Regions from separate parts of the Mus musculus genome. Here region 1 is linked to region 2. The links are chromatin loops, found by intact Hi-C in ENCODE. Cell type or tissue: left cerebral cortex. All regions are shown on one strand. Each heading gives the region's core, and the rest is flanking DNA. Links, peaks and the distances in the headings are about the cores only.

Evidence for each region. A loop is a pair of places that touch in the nucleus more often than their neighbours do. Peaks named below come from ENCODE experiments on the same cell type or tissue, not always from the same donor. Only the 100,000 strongest peaks of a DNase experiment are listed, where the experiment ranks them.
Region 1: a loop joins it to region 2, with 4 times the contacts of the local background. A loop is called at or near these places in 2 of 42 quality-filtered maps.

Annotation. Positions count from the first base shown.
Region 1 is chr7:49,261,904-49,270,233 of GRCm38, forward strand. The region is part of intron 1 of Nav2 (neuron navigator 2); the gene reads left to right. Among named protein-coding and RNA genes, the nearest start is that of Nav2, 20 kb to the left of the region's middle. In left cerebral cortex, for the core only: no CTCF peak of the experiment used is centred there; DNase peaks (open chromatin) are centred at 498, 4,753, 5,843, 6,211 and 1 more place; H3K4me3 peaks cover 310 bases; H3K27ac peaks cover 6,532 bases.
Region 2 is chr7:49,185,979-49,194,308 of GRCm38, forward strand. It overlaps a transcript of Nav2 not described here. Among named protein-coding and RNA genes, the nearest start is that of 9130015G15Rik, 28 kb to the left of the region's middle. In left cerebral cortex, for the core only: no CTCF peak of the experiment used is centred there; DNase peaks (open chromatin) are centred at 2,911, 3,591, 4,422, 5,279 and 1 more place; H3K27ac peaks cover 3,532 bases.

The DNA.
Region 1 (8,330 bases), core at 308-8,307, 76 kb after region 2:
CAGGTGGGTGCCATCTGTCTGTGTTACAGCTAAAGAAAGCGGAGCTGGAAGAGGTGAGATGACCTGCTTACCTCGCACAGCTAAGATCTGACTAAGGCTCATCTCTCACTCTTCTCTACCCATCTCCTGTGACTCACAGTCCACGGTGACTGTAATAGGAACCTTGCGTCCCCATTCACAGCTGCCCTGAGTCGGGTGGGGGCACAGTGTGGGCAGTGTGCCTGGAATCCCAGGACTCGTGGGGTATATCTGTGCCCCCTGTCAACAATCCACCCTTCAGTAACGTTGCACTGGCTGCCAGCTGCTGTCACCACAGCCAGACCCCACACCCACACAGGAGAGGGCTCTGGCCAAGGGCATGCTAGAGCAGGAGGAGGAAGTGCCCTCCAGAGGGGCTTGTTTCAAGGCTCCTGAATGGCTCCATTGAGGTACCCAGGCAGGATGACAATGGGCCCGTTGGAAGCCCTGGCCCACAGAGGTGAGAGGGCCTGAGTCCGGCAGGCAATGCTGGCTCAGAGGCCAGACGCTGACTTCCAGGGCAGGAAGCCAGCGCCTCTGACGTGCTCTAAAATGCCAGCTCTGCTTAATGGCGAGCAGCTGGGGCATCTTGAGTTCTTCCCTGTGCCAGGGAGGCATTGTCAACCCAGTACACCACCGGCTGTAGTGACACACTCCCCCTCTCTGCTGCATTCTGACCCCCTTCCTGGGCTATGTCCTGCACAATAGCCACCAGGACCTGTGGCTAGCCTCTTCCTGTGCCCCCTCGGTCCTTGGGGGGGATAGCCTTTCCAGCCCTATGGAGAAAATAGCATCTACCCCTTCCTCAAAAACACAAAAACAGAACTTGGAACACTCACAGGTATGGTGGTCAGGTGATGTACAAAGCACCTGGGCAAATTTGAAATAAAATGAAATAATTTTTAAACGTATGCTTACATAGGCAGCAGGTATGGATACATGGCAAGCCTGGATAGAGATCCTGGTTTATCAGGTGGTCCGTGGGGCTCACTTACACTGAAGCCTGTTTGTTTGTCAGATATTCAGATTGCCCGGGACACCCTCATTCTTACCTGTGAACTCCGTCAGCTATGCCGAGGGTGTCGTGACAGATGCTGCCACAGGGAAGGATGGAAATAGGAAGAAGTCTCTTGGGGCCACTCTCTGACCTGTTTCCCAGGAATGAAGTGGCCAGAGGCTGGCTTAGTGGACAGTTACTGTGGGGAGGTGACAGGCAGCAACCTTGTCACCTCCCCATAGCGACATCATCCCAGGTCCACTGTGAGAAGGGGCATCGGCTGTGGTTCTAGCCATGATGATTTCTGAGTGCTTCGCTGTGGCCACATCCTGGCGAGTTTCATGGTCCCTGTCCCTAAGGCCTTAACACATGAGTAAGCGCATGTGCAAGCTGCCACACTTTGACAAAGGCATAAGCCTGCAAGGGAGGGGATGTGAAGGGTGTTTTCAGGGGCTCCCCTCTACCCTGACTAAAGGTTTTAGAATCAGGGCATCCGACTTATAACCCTAAGCCCTGTCCCTGAGCAGACTAGTCACATGTCCCTAATCAAGACTGTCTCTTAGTCTTGGTTTTCTTCTTGTATAAAGTGGGAACAACTTTCCTTATCTACAGGGTCCAGCATGAAGCTCCAAGAACAGTGACAGGTGTGGGCACAAGTTACCAGCTGTATGAGTCTAGGTAGAGTGTGTTAGGGGTGGGCTGATGGGAGAGAGGAAAGTCTAAGGCCTTGAATGCTTGAACCCCATCCCTGCCCCATGCCCTTCACACTAGCCGTGGGCTGACTCTCTGCCTCTAGTTAACCTCTACCATGGTGGCCACTCATAGCATTCACCTCTCTCTGGTCAGTATAATAAAAGTAGGGGTTTTATAAATCATATTTTATAATTTGATCATGCCTTTCATTAAGGACTTATGCTTGAGATTCGCCAGGCCTGCTTGAAAGCCGATTTTACTGTGTAACCTCAAATAAAGACTTGAGTATCTTGCTGCCTCAGTTTCCGCCTTGGTGAAATCCAGCCTTGTAGGCGTGATTGGGAACTGAGAAGAGACCACACGTCTGAAGGGCTTAGCATGGAGTCCGGCATGTGTCAGATGCTCAGGAAGCAGACACTGATAAAGAAGGTCTTGGGTTCTATGACACCTTTGTGAGTTAATGATCAGGTAGAAAATAAAGTCCAGACGGCGGACTGACCAGCCCACGCAGGCATAGCTGAAAGGGAGACTCCTTGACGTCTCAGGGGTCCTTGGCTCTCCTAGCTTGTGGGAGACACTGCTTCTATCTTTTACCTGGACACCTCTCTAAAGGCTACCTGGACCCAGTCATATTTGGGCCCAGAGACTTGAGCGTTATGGATATCTTGGCATGCCTACCTGTTGCTTCCTTGGGTCAGGGTAAAGGGTACATACGCTGACAATCTGATTTCCCAAGTACCAGCCATTCTGCCCTTGCTGGTTAAAAGTTGGAGGTTTTAATCACCCTCTTCAACCTTGTGTTTACAGAAGTCTGCAGAGATTTGCTGGTTTTTGTTTTTGTTTGTTTTGTTTTTGTTTTTGTCTTGAACACAAAGGCAGCTTTGCGATGAGCAAGGTTTATGGGGAGAGGTTAGGGAAGAACTATCTAGAGAAAGCCAGCCTCAAGCCCCTGCAGCCTTCTGATGCAGGTGGATGCTTGCCCTCCGCTGGGGGCTATGCTGATTCCCAACAGCAGCCTCGATGGTTGAAAGTGTGCAGGGAAGCTTGCTTGCCCTGGGCTGAGGGCTTGCCATGGTTCTCACCTTTCAGAAGAGTGGCGTGAGGCAAAGGTTGGGTGGTTTTGAGCTGGCTCTTGTAGCTTTAAACTGTAGCACTGGTTTGGAGTGTACGTTTATTAGCCCAGAGCCCCTGCCATGCTGTCTGCCATGTGCCAAGGTCTGCATGCTTTAAGGGACACCAACTAGAAGCAGACATGGGCCTGCCTTTGAGGTTGTAGCCGAGCACAGGAAGTACTCCACTTTCTGCATTGGACCAAAAGATACCTAGTGCCTATTGGTAAGATGGGGAAGATCTGCTCCTTTCACTTCTTTTCTTAAAGGACGGACTGAATGAAAAAATAAAAAAATAAAAACGAACTCATGACTACTAGCAATGGTTGAGGAGGAGGTTTATTGTAGATATGAAGGAAATCAAAACCAGAGACATATGGAAGGGTTAAGAGTGAACACGGCTATGATCTGGGCCAGGTGAAAAGAGAGGAGAGGGAGAACAAGAGAGGAGCCACCGACCAAGGTGGGTGGACTAGGCCAAGAGACTGGCCAAGTGAGTAGTGCAGCCTAAATGGCTGAGTTATACAGAGGCCAAAGGAGCTGAGGGAAGAGGTAACCTAGTCCGTGGGATAGAGATCAGGGTAGGGCGTAGGGTATGCCAGCCAGGAGGACCCTGTAACACATAGGGACCAAGGGGTGCTGGGAGAACCTGGTGGCTAGAGTCCACTTTGATCCGTCATCAGGCATATCAGCTGTATGTCCCAGGTTTGAGACCTCACACACCAGAAAGGAAAGCGGGGTCCCAGAGATGAGAAGAGTCTGATGCTGGTCATCCCGCAGTGAGGAGGTGAGGCAGGGTGAAGAATAATGATGACCTTGCAAGCCAGACAGCCTGCCTGGTCTCAGACCCACAAAACAGAGACCTGGGGTGGGATCCTGAGCAGAGGAGAGGAGCCCGGTTGGCAAGGGTGGAGACTAAGGTCTGGCCTGGGTGCTGCTGGTGGCTTGGAGATGCTGGTGCTTCTGGAAACAGGAGGGTGGTGGGGTGGCATGGAGCTGTGGAGACATGATAGTGGCCATGGAGATGGGGTAAGGTGGCGCTGGGGCAGGGAAGATGGGATGGCGGCTGATCATCACTGAGTCCACGTCTGGCCGCTGTCTAGTGTTTGCAACAGTCTTACAAGGAAAATGTTCTTATAAGCTCCACATTTTACAGACAGAGAAGCAGAAGCACATGGGGTGAGAATGGTCCAGAGTAGGGATGGACCTTGAGGCAAGTGGACTTGAGTCACAGATGGGGTTGGAATGGTTAGAAGCAGGGCACTTGATGGGCCATGTGGGGCTGCAAGTGAGTGCTGTCCCTGGGGCCTCAATGAAGAGTTCTGGGAGAAAGGTGGGTGGGGACTGGACTTGGTAAGAAGAGACTGGAGGCACCTGAAGAGCTGTGATGACTCCAAATGAGTATGGTTGTGGCTCAGGCTCCTAGCTCAGTGATGGGAACAGCGACTATGTGGACCCAGCAAAGACGAGCCTCCACAGGTAAAGTAGGAGTGAGCTGTTTGAAAGGAAAAAGAGAGCAAACCAACTTCAGGCATGTCCCTCAGCACGACGGCGATCACTTGGTTCCAGTCTCCGGAGATGGCTGAAGTGTGGGGGACATAAAAAGGACCTTACCTACTGGTCCCTTTCATTAGGGTCTCCTGTCCCCAAACACTCCTATGCCCTGATCCCTTCTCTTATTTATGCTCAGCCAAATGTGCAGCTTCCTGGCATCTTTGCCAACCACAGATGAAGGTGCCCTTCCCTTGAGGGCTCACATGTTTGGCTAATGAAGGTACAGTGTGGGCAACCCGAAGGGCACGGGCAAGAGCGGGAGAGATTCACCCCCCCCCCCCCACTTACGCCAGTCATGTCTAGAATTCACTGTCCTGGCCAGATGTACCACAGAAGGCTATGTTGGGGGAGGGAGAGCAGCCCTCAGTCCTGGCACCCTGCCTCAGCAGTCTGTTGTTATTGAGCACAATTCTACGTCTTGCCAAGCCAGAGTTGGGTCCCGGCCTCAGAGTCACAGGAACCTCAGATAGTCCTTTATTTCCTGATCTGCAATCTTCTTACTTCTAAAGTGGGATAACAGCACCTTCCCTGTGATGTTTGGAGGAGGAAATTCGAGGTTTGAAGCATGCTGTACCTAGGACCTGGCACATAGTAGGTGCTCACTAAATGTACACCACAGTTGGTGTTTGGCTTCTCTGTGAGTTTGGGGCTACTCTGGGGCCTTCGAGCACAGCATGGCTGATTGCAGCCTGGCTCTGAGCTTTTCCTGGGCTCCTACTCAAAGTTCTTAGGGGAGACATGGGTGGCAGGAGGTGGGGTCAGGTGGGCTGTAGGAGCAGTTCTCTGGTTGTCATCTTCCAGTGTGCTTTGTAGAACTCCGTTCCCCAGACAACTGCATCAGGCAGTAAAGAGCTATGCCTACATTGTGCCAGGCTCTATAGCAGTGGTTCTCAACTTTCCTAATCCTGTGACTCTTTAACACAGCTTCTCCTGTTATGGTGACTGCCCCCCTCCCCCAAACCATGCAATTATTTTCATCGCTATTTCATAACTGTAATTTCACTACTGTTGTGAATTGTAATGTAAATATCTGATGTGTGGGATATCTGATATGTAACCCCACAAGGGGTCACGACCCATAGGTTGAGAACCACTGCTCTAGAGTAACCAATCTTGCAGTGATCTCACAAAAAGTGCCCACCCTTGACTTCATCTTAGGTGGGAAGAAGTGGAACTCGGTGAGACCGAGTCACTTCCTTAATGTGACATAGCTCGCTGGAGTCGAGACTTGAACTCCCAACCTCCAAGCCTTTCTGAAGAAAGGGGTTGACGCCACTCACCCTGCATTTAGGTAGCTTGCCTGCAGCTCAGGATCATTGTTGCTTCTCTGAGCACCAAAGACTAGAGCCATCTGTCAAGAGGTTTTTCTCAGGGAGCTGGTGCAATGGTTTCAGGGGAGAACATGAAGAAATAGCATCACTTTTTTTTTTCTGCCCTGTGGTAAAAATAACCTGCAGAGATAGAGGAACCAACGGTGGTTGGAGGCTGGCATTGGTGAGAGGAAGGAGACAGAATACCCACCTGGGTGCCACATGCTGCCATCTGCTCAACACAGAGCAGCCAGGGCCAGCCTGACCCCCAGCACCAGGGAGGCCACCAGCTCCCACCTTCTGACATAAGAGAGCCTCCTTATAAAGTTGAAGGTCCATGGAGGCACGGAGAGCAGAGGGTTCACAGAGAGCAGTGGCAGTCCCAAGCTGGTGTCCACACGTAGAATGCTACCCCGACTGGGCCCTCCTCCATACCCACCAGCTCTGGGCACGCACTGGGCACGTCTTCTCACCATGAAACAGTTTTAAAAATAAAAGCCACTTGCTGTAATCAGAGAAGCCGTGATCATGTTAATGCATGCAGCATCCTCCCGTGCTAGGCCTAAAATAGCTTCCTGCCAAGCAAAGCAAAGAGTTGTGATGTTTCTAGGCCGCCTCCTGTTAGGCTGTGGGACTCGGTCTGAGCACAGGCTATGGATAAGGGAACCTCTGTGGCAGCCCCTGGGCCTTGGCTCTGATCATGCCGAAGGCTGAGCCTTGAGTACACTCCTCACCTGCGTGTGCCACAGACTGCAACCTGTGATCTGGTGACCCCAGATCTGGAGAGTTGGCTCATCTCAGGGAGTATCATGCATCAATCCTGAGACTCCTGAGGTAGCGGCAACTGTACTGGGCATGTGCTAAGCAGAACCATTAACTGACTTAGAATTAAATCTCTATAAGCTTAGTACTGTCTTTGTGGGATGCCTGGTGTGGACTGACTTGATAATCTTGGAATAAGCGGATGGGGAAATGACAGCCAAGATTAGATCCACTTTATGACAGGAATAACTGAGACTTCCTGGGTGTGATGGACTTGAGCCCCCCGGAGCTAATTTGTACAAAGCTCGATTTCGGGCCAGGAGTCTACACTCACAGTCATTTTGTCAGCCTGCCTTTCCCAGCCATCTGGAGTCAAAACACAAGTAATTAGGAAACACTTGTGGGCCTTTAAAACCCATCCCAAGCCCCTAGGCAGGAGTGCTCAGGCTGTGCTGCACGAGGGCTGAGCTTGTCGAGTGTCTACCACCTCATAAAAGGCAGAGCGGATTCGGACTCTGGTCTAAACCCTAACATAGGCTATCACCATTCCACCTAGCTGTTCCATTACAGATGCTGACCACAGCTACCTCAGGTGTCATGGGAAACATATTTCATTTGTTAGACTCTTCTTTAGGGAAGAGAATCCCTACCCCAGGGTGGATAAGGCACCTGGTAAATGCTTTTGAGGGAGTCACTATCTATATAAAGATTCTTGCCAAACATCAGTATGCTTAGCCCATTTTGGTGGCCAAGCTCACCATCCTATGAAGAAGCTACAGAAGCAGGCAGGAAAGGCCACCCTCTTGGCCTTTTGGACCACTTGACCTTGGAGCCAGGGCAGTAGCACAGGGCATGTCCTGGAGCTTTTTGGAGCACTGGCTGATACCTAGAGTAAGTAGACATAGAGAAAGTGTCTGAAAGGGACAGATTCCGCGTCTCTGGGTCAGAGTTAAAAATACGGGGTGCATTCCAGATTCAGGGAAGGGAAAGAAAGCAAGCTTCAAGGAAGGTATGTGAAAATCTGGCTTTAAGGACCAAAGAGAACACGGAAGAAAGGGAGGATGAGGGAGGGAGCAAGAAGGAAGAGAGACAGAGAGGGGGAGACCAAGGCGAGGGAAGGATGGAGAGAGAGAGACATAGACAGAGACAGAGAGACAGGGAGGATGGGTATTAAATATTAAACACCTCTGGGTACTAGGTCCAGTGCTAGAGTACATTACACAGAAAGAAAAGGTCACATTGCTGTAGGTGCAGAGGTGAGTCCTGGGGCATCAATGAAGTCCCCCTGGCTCTTGTGTCTGGGGCAGTGAGTCGGACCAAGGACACATGAGTATTGAACTGAGGGAGACGTATATGTTCAAAAGCTGGCCCACATGGCCCCCTGACCACGCATAGGTCACTTATGTAGCACCCACCTCTCTCACATTTGTGGATCACGGGCTTTTTCTGAGCACGTTATCTTCATTGTATGGAGTCCAGGTAGAAAAGAGATTCTAGTGTCTTCCTGCCCACTGGCCTCTTTCAAACGTTAGTCTCGATGCTGCTTGTCTCCAGCCTGTACTTTACTATCAGGATATATTCATGACTTATTCAATGTGGTGAGAAAGTCAGGTGTTAGCCTCTTCCTGACAGAGAGGATGCTACCCAAGCTGTGAACCATAGTGGAGAGTGGTGAGAGCTAGTGATGGGAGTTACAGGCTCTGGAGTGAAAAAAAACGAGGTTTGAGAACCATCTTGTTCCTTAGAGGACCCTTGTGCGGTGAGTCATTTCCTTGTCTAAAAAATAACCCTATGACACTGTAGAGGGTTCAGTACAACCATGCATGGGAAGCTCTTAGTGAGAAGCCTGATTGGCATATCGATCAGCACTGTGAATGAGACCTATTA
Region 2 (8,330 bases), core at 288-8,287:
GTTGGTGGTAGCACAATTTCTTGCTGGAGAGGTGCAGAAGAGCAAATCTGTTCACCTCGTATGGTCAAGGAGCAGAATAGGAGGAGAATGCCTATACCAGTGGCCTTCTCCCTTCCTCCCTTCAGTTCTATCCAAGCTCCCAGCTTATCAGACAGTGCTTTCTACTTTCAGGGAAGGTCCTTCCCCTTCAGTCGCTGTCGCACATGTCAATTATCCCTGGAAGTGCCCTCATAGACACACCCACCGTTTACTTTACTAATCTCCTAGGTATCGCTCAATCCAGTCAGGCTGACAATCAAGGTTAGCCATCCAACTCTGGTAGGAGTTCAAGGCTGTAAGAATAGAATAGACTCTCCTAGTCTGGTAACTAATTATCAATAGAGTATGACAAGGAATATCAATGGCTGATGGTGTAAGAAGAGGAACTAACATTTACTGAGCCTTTACTATGTGTGTGTCAGTCACTTGCTACTGGACTCAGAAGCATGTCTCGTGTGATCATGACTACAACTCTTATTGGGTATAGAAAGAGCTATTGCAGCTAAGGAAATGGAAGCACAAAGAGGTCATGTGGTTTGCAGGGTCACACAGCTTATAAACAACAGGACATAAATAGAAAACCCAAATCTGACTCCAATGATCCACTGAGGCTGGGACAGCGGACTTAGATAGGTTTTTCTATGTACCATGGTGTCATTGACAGTCCTACTGGCTGCCAGGACAGTGATATGGCATTGTGCTAGGGACAGCACCTGACCCCAAGCTTGTCTTTAGACCTGAACCCACCTGGATGGTTATCCCACGGTGTTGTAAATTAGGTTAAGTAAGAGGCCCAGGCTTGAGCCTTCAGCCCTGTCAGCAGAAATGCTAATGCCTACTGAGAGAGGCCAGAAAATGCACACCCAGCATCTCTGGGGGTCACCGGAATCAGACATGGCTTGTGTTCTGATGGTCTGCAACTGACCTTGAGGGGCTATGAGAAAAACTGGAGATGTGCGATGGGAAGTCTATCTTTGATACAAATATTCTTATCATTACAACAGGCCCCTTTGTCACAGGCCACAGAGACCCAGCTGGCTGGCTTCCCTGCTTTGGAAATTTTACGCAGATGGGCTTTGGGCAACCACACATGGCAAGCAATGGAGAGAGGTGATGCCTGTCTGACCTGAATCTCTACAGTCCTGGGTGCCGTGTCCCCCACACTGCCAGAAGGGACCTTAGGTTCGGCAGAATTAGAGGGCAGAGCCTGGGGGGAGGGGCTTCCCAGGACGGGTTGTGTCTGAGAATGTTTCCAAGTTGAGGACAGTAGCTTGAGAGGCTTGCGAGAGATCAGCTCAAATTCTCAAACAGCAGCCGTGTTCCAAGCACGTGCTTTTAATTGCATCCAGAGATGTGGAGTAACTTAAAAAAAAAAAAAAAGTCACACTCTTGAATATGGTGGAACCAGGACTTGAACTCAGTTCTGACTTGTTTTGTGGCTCATCTGTCCTCAGACACTGCAGAAAGAAATCCCCACCCCAACTTGTAGACTGCTACAGAGAGGTGGCAGCGATTCTCAGATATGCCAGCTCCTTCTGCACCAAATAGAGGCTGAATGGCACTGGCACTTATCCTTTGGGGCTGTGCATTTAGCTGTGCTGGCTGCTGTCCTGCCGTGGTCAGTGTGCTGAGAGTCCCATTGCTCTGTTGCCAGGGGCATGCAGAAGACACAGTCCTGCTAAGAGCAGGGCTAAGCACACACAAACCTGCACGTTGTATTCCATAGGAAGATGGGTTCCCAGTAGACATAGAGAAGCTGATGTTCTTACTGTTGTCACCAAGGCAAACTGTGGAGGGGGCTTCAGATCATACCCGGGGTTAAATCTCCCCTTTGCTTCCTGTATGGTTCCACCTCTTCCATCCTCCCAAGCCAGCAAGTCTAAACCCCTAACTGCAGGACAAAATCAACCCCTGCTGGACAGCTGGAACCTGGGCCCCTCTTTGCTAACATCAGCATCACCCCCATCCTTATAACCCCATGAGGCAGACAGCATCGGTCTCATCTGTCTAAGGGAGGCCCAGTCGCTTGGCTAGTTTCTGCAACAAGGGATTGGAGCAAGGAACAGGCTTGTACCTGCATCTTTCTGCTCTGAACCTGGACTTGTCGGCAGCCAATCAATTCTTGGTGGGGAGCCTAGCCACTGACACACACAGAATGGGTGGAGAGAGTCCAACCATCTGACCTACCCTTCCTACTATTGAAAGGTTGAGATGAGGGTCTCTCATATGGCTTCCATCCCTCTCTTTTCCAATGTCTGATCCAGAAGTTTGGGAATGCTCACAGATCAACTACTAAGGGCCAGACATGGTGCTAGGACTTCAACATTTGACTGCCCCTCAGTGAGATAGTGGTTGTCTTTTCCTTATATAGAATGACAACCCTGAGATTCAGGTGGCTGGTGAGTTTCCCTGTGAGTGTTCATGGGGCCTCTCTGTTAGGCACTGTGGCTGATGTGGTGTGGCATGTAGATACTAGAGCTGGGCTTATACTCCAGTGCAAAAGCTGACTGCTCACTTTCCAAGAATCCTGTGGGCTACTTTTTAAAGACAGTTATTATTAAAATTTAAATTTTATTGCCTGACAAGTAGATGCTTTTACATTAAAAAATGAAGGTTGTAAATCCCCCAGACTCATCACTCTCAGCGATGTTGTTGCTGCCTGCACCACTGGAGTCGTTCGGCTCTGCTACGGCCCAGGCTAGGCATGCAGATGAAATAGCACATATTGGTTTGCTATGCATAATTCTTTTCAATGTACTCCTCTATGCAGGCACACAGGAGCATGAAATCAGCCACAGTGGGAGGATTTTCTCAGCAGAAGCTATAGATCACAGCTGCTTCGTGGGTCCTGGAGAGAATACAGCCTGAATACTTTGTAGACTGTCCTGCCTCAGACATGTCCTATATCAGCACTGGGCCCAGGGACATGTGTCTGGGCAGTTCACTGGGTTCTTTGGTGGTTGGAGAGACATGAATCTCCCAGGGTCTCTTCCACACAGCAGACATAAAGATGTGCTGCCCAGGTTGAGGGCTGGGACAGGGACTGCAGGAAGCTGGAAAAGGAGAGGAGAGTCCTCCTGGAGAGGTCCTGGAAGGAGCTTGGTGCTTCTGGTTCTAGAATTCTGGGCTCCAAAGCTCTCAACTGTGGTATCTTACCATGGATGCCTTCAGCAAGGAAACAGACCTCCATATGACTGAACCTTTCCAAACTAAGGACTTAGGTAAACAATACCAGCACAGGCAGTTACACAAAGACTTGTTCACCCGTGATTATAGCAGGTTCAATTGCTATAGGCCCAAACTGGAAATAAGCCAAGTGCCCAACAATTAAAAAGTGAATATACTCATTGTTACACATTCAACTGTGAAATACTATCTAGCCATGAATAGGACCAACCTGCAGGCAGGCACATGAGTAACATAAATGAATCTTAAAGACATTATACTGGGAGATAGAAGCCAAGGAGAAAATCTGAATGTAGAATAATTCCATCTGTGCAAAATTCTATAAAAGGGAAATTTAAGCTCTAGGAATGAAAGCTCAGAGAGCCTTTGGGGTAACGGGAACACCTATATCCGGATTGCAGCAGCAGCAGCGACAGAAGCCACACATTTTTAGAAACACTTCCAATGGTGCATTTTATTCTGTGTAAATCAGTGCTTAGTGCAGTTATCCTAAAGAGGGAGATCTGCCTGCTCAGGTCACAAGGGGCCGAAGCATCATTGTCTAAGTCCAAGTCTCGGGGCTCCTGAAATAAACATCTATTCCACTCCATTCTACTGAGCAGGCACATTGTGTGGACCCACTGTAACCCTGGGGAGCTTTTCTGGAAGATGTCCTTCATGGCTATTCTCCAGGGCAGATGGGTTTTCTCGGGGGGGGGGGCAGGCTGTGTGGAGGTAGATTAAGTGGTAGCTAAACTCAGGTATTGTTAGTTTACCAGGCCCCTAAGGGGAAAGAGGTTCGAATGCACATCCCTGGGGTACAGGTGACAAGGATGCCAATACTCCTGGCAAGGCTGTGTGCCATGTTTATAGTGAGCATCTGCTGGAGAGAGTGGCCTTGGACCATTGGGGGTGAGGCTTTTTTTTTCCTAGAATTTAAGAGTGCTTCCCCCACCCTTTACCCTCTGCCTATCAGGCCTTGGTGTCCACATCTACCAAAGAAACATCTTGCATTGGCTTTGAACTTTCATTGTAAAGACGTACTTAGGTAAAGTATGTCAAACGGTGACTGCAACCAAGATGAACGCCCAGGACAAGGATCTTATTGGTAACCTGAGTGATTGAAAAGACCATAGAGGATCCTTCTGGAAACAGAAGCTGGGAAGATGAACCCATCATCTATTTTCATCCTTCCTGGAAGGACAGAGCAGATGGGAGTCCTGGCAGATGCCATCTGTTTCTAAACACCGTTTCTGGCAGGGTGTGTCATGAAACAAAACCAAACATGCCTTTTTCCAATCTCAGAATGATGGAGCTCTACTTGGATAGGTCTTGTGAGGAAGGGTCCTAGGTGCCTGAGTGAAGAGGCAAAGCTGCAGTCTGGGTGGTGAAAGCATCCTGGGACAGAGAAGGATCTTACCCACTAAATCAATGCATGAGCTGAATCTAACATGTTAGCCTATTAAGAGAAGCCAATTGCCAGATATACTGTCTGTGTGCCCTTCTGCTCCCCCCAGCTAATGGAAGCCTTCCTTCAGCATCTTCAACAGGCTCTGGAGTGCTGCCAGAGGGCTTGGAGGGATCTTTGGCCCAATCACAGGCCCCTTGCAGAATTAATTTCTCCTTTCTTACTTTGTTTCATTTCCCCTCATCTTCCAAAGCAATGCATGTGCAAAACAATCACTAGCAGAGACCTGTATGTAACCAAAAGGGGGAAGCAGAGTTTCAGCACCTACCCCCACCAAGTGACTGCTCTGGGCTGCTTTCCTTGCCCAGTCCCACCCCCCCCCCCCGCCCCCTACCCCCAGTGCCCGTTGCTGTTTGTAGTCCTGCTCTTACATCCATGTGTGTCTGTGTTCATGTACAGCCATAGAACTTCCCAGCACAAAGAGAGCCGGACTGTAGCCAGCATTCTCCTTTTCACCAGGTGCCTTCCATGGCAGCACATGGAAATTCACTCCTCTCTCCCTCCAGGCTGCGACATGCTGGGTAATCTGCACAGGCTACAATTTGCTCAGCCATTGAGCATTTGGGGTGTTGCTGTCTCTCTTCAGTCTACAGAACATTGCTTTTCTGTTTGTGAAAGCTTCCAGGGAAGGCTGAGGGCTATCCAGCAGCAAGCTCCAGCCCTTCACAGCCTCTCAGGCACCATCCTTCCTCCACCCCACCGCCACTCTTAGCGACTCCCCTCTCAGCTCAGCCTCTCCTGCCCTTGTCCTTAATAGCATGTGACACTTGGCACAAGAGCTACCAAGCTGAGGAGGAGCTTAGTTCTATCCTTGATGCCTTTCTCTAAGTGCTCTTGTTAATGTTTCGTGATGGATGGCGGAGAAACCTGGGAAATGTACCAGCCTGGATTCTTAAAGTATCTGCGTGCACTGACTTAACGTATTCATTTATTCAGTGTGACAGCAGAGAGAGGAGTGCTGTGAGTGCAGAAACAAGCTTCAGAGGGGAGTGGGGAATAGAAGGGACAGGACTAGCTTCTATTAAGCCTCTCTTAGAGCCAAGCATCTTACCATTCACTGAGCATCGACCTGCCAGGTTGCTGTGAGTATCTCATTTGCATATGAGAAAATAGACATGAATCTGCAGACGACTATAGACACAGACGGACAGAATTGGTAGCAAAACCTACTCCCTCTATGGCTGTGAATTGGATAACATCAATAGCTAATGGTTATGCCTGTGTCCTGGGAGCCAGGCCCCATCCTGAGCTTCTTGTGGGTTCGAATATACTTGTACTTGTGTGAGGGAGTTGACCACAATGACCCCCATTTTACAGACCAGGAACAGAGGCTCAGAGCTTAAGTCACCCCTTAAGTGTGATAAACCCTTCTCTGGCAGGGCTGGGAGCTGAGTCTGGGGAGGCCGCTCCTGGACAGAGCCATCCCACCACCCCACATTTTGCCTAGAGACAATTCAAGGGTGACTAAAGACAAGGGTCAGCAGCCTTGTGCTCCTTTGGGACCCTGGCAGAGAAGGAAGAGAGCAGCAGCTCTCTTGATGCATCTGATAGAGCTGACAGGGGTCATTTTGAGAGACCTGGCTCAGGGTGGCTTTCCCTGCAGAGACTGGGCAGCGTCAACTCGGACTCTCCACATTGCACTCTTCTCAGCCCACAGCTTCAGGCCAGGTGTCTCTCTAAATAGCAAACAGAAATGACAAAACACAGAACCTTGACAGGGGCTGTCAGGACATCCCAGCCTATGAGGAGATGGAAGACTGCAGGTGGTTTGAGGCCAGAGTTGACAATGGAGATGAGCCATCCCCAGGAACACCTCAGGCTGGCTGGTGTGAGGACCTCTCAGGCACAGCTTTTATCAGTAGAGCAGCTAGCTAATCAAGTGTGAAACCAAGGCTTGTGGCCAGGGTGGCTGGCTGTGCTGAAGAAGCAAAAAGGAGGTCACCTGTGCTGAGAGGAAGGGAAACCATAGAGGTGGTTGTGGCAGAGCCTGGTAGGGCAAACCAGGGCTGCAAGTGCACACATTGGGGGGCTGCAGTGAATACAATCAGATGTGCTAGTGTGTCCTCCCTGGCTGTTGATGCAAAGTAAAGGCTGCTGGTAGAAGGAGGAGGAGTAGAAATAGGACAGTCTGGGGCTCCAGCATAACCCATGAACTCATCTGTAGGAGCACTGCTCCAAGGGAGACATGTCTCCTGGACACGTGTGATGGCTCATGTGACAGCTGCAGGTCTGAGATGTGAGTAGGATGTGTGAGCAGGTAGAGCCAATAGCGTTGTGATTTGGATGAAAGGTATTTGAGAAGGAAGAATCAGGCATACTATCCAATGCCACCGAAAGTGGACAGAAAATGGCAGAGGGGCAGGTCATGAGAAAGAAGGGGGACTCGAGAACTCTCTTGGCTTTGATCTAGTTGCCAGAACTTCTAGAAGTCCAAGTGGGACTATGGGAGAGGAACTTGGCGTGGCAGATGCAGGGGTCCAGCCTGAGGTGCAAGTTGAGAACGGTTGAAGCAGAGCATCTCCAGAGCTCACTGTGGCCTTCTAATAGACCTGGAAAGGCAGAAGAGCAGAATCAAGCGGCCAGAATTCCGTTTCTGTGAGTGCTCTTTGTGGTGAGAGTCTGATTCATTTCCACGTTACACTGCAGAGCAGCTAGAAGTCATTTCACGCATCTGGTTCACAAAAATTAAAGAACAAAACAGCAGCACCAACAAGAACCATCACCAGTGGCCCAGAGAAGGTGGGTGGGTGGGTGTTACAGATCTGAACTCAACTCAGTTTTCAGTGCCCATATCTTCCTCTGTTTATGCCACACCAGCTGGCTGTCTCTAAGGCTGTATGTACCTGGAGACATGCCTCTGTCCACATTGTGTCTCCTTCCTACTGTGCTCTGCTACTTTCTGGAAGTGTTCCATCCCTGAAACCTAATAGAGCTAGGACCATATCCACCAAGGAGGTCAGTGATGGCAGCCAGGGCAGGCCAGATGGGCAGGGCCTCAAGAGAAAGGCCCTACTAACACTCCTCACCTCTCAAGGACACAGTCTCTGCGTTTAAACACATTCAGCCATCAGAAGAGCCATAAAAAGACCAGTATTATCTCAATTTGATAGAGGAATAAAATGAGTTTTCAGACACTTACTTGTTCAAGTGTCAGAGCTGGGAAACAGGAACCAGAATGTCAACAGGCCTCTCCCTGACACAAATGTCCAAACGTCTAACTATTGGCCATGTATGACAACACACCCATACCAGCTGGCCACAATGGAGCTTCCGAGCACGGTATAACCTAGTGAGCCTTCTGACCACAGTAGTCAGACCACACACATACATACACACACATACACACACACACACACACACACACACACACACACACACATCCACACTGTAGATACAGTTGCTTTACACAGAGACAGTGGCTGCCATGTGCTGGAATGGGCTCTAAACAGTTGAGAGCATCATCTGCATCCCAGCTCTGCAGTCAGGCTCTGCCTTGGGGCTCACAGCATCATGGAAATCTGTAGAGAGGTAATGTGTCAGTCAGCAATGATCAGATTTGAACTGACATTAGGATCAGGGGTGTCCATCTGGAATGAGAGGAAGGTGATACATCTGGGAATGAGGAACACTCCTGTGCTGGGGAGACCAAAAGCAGCTA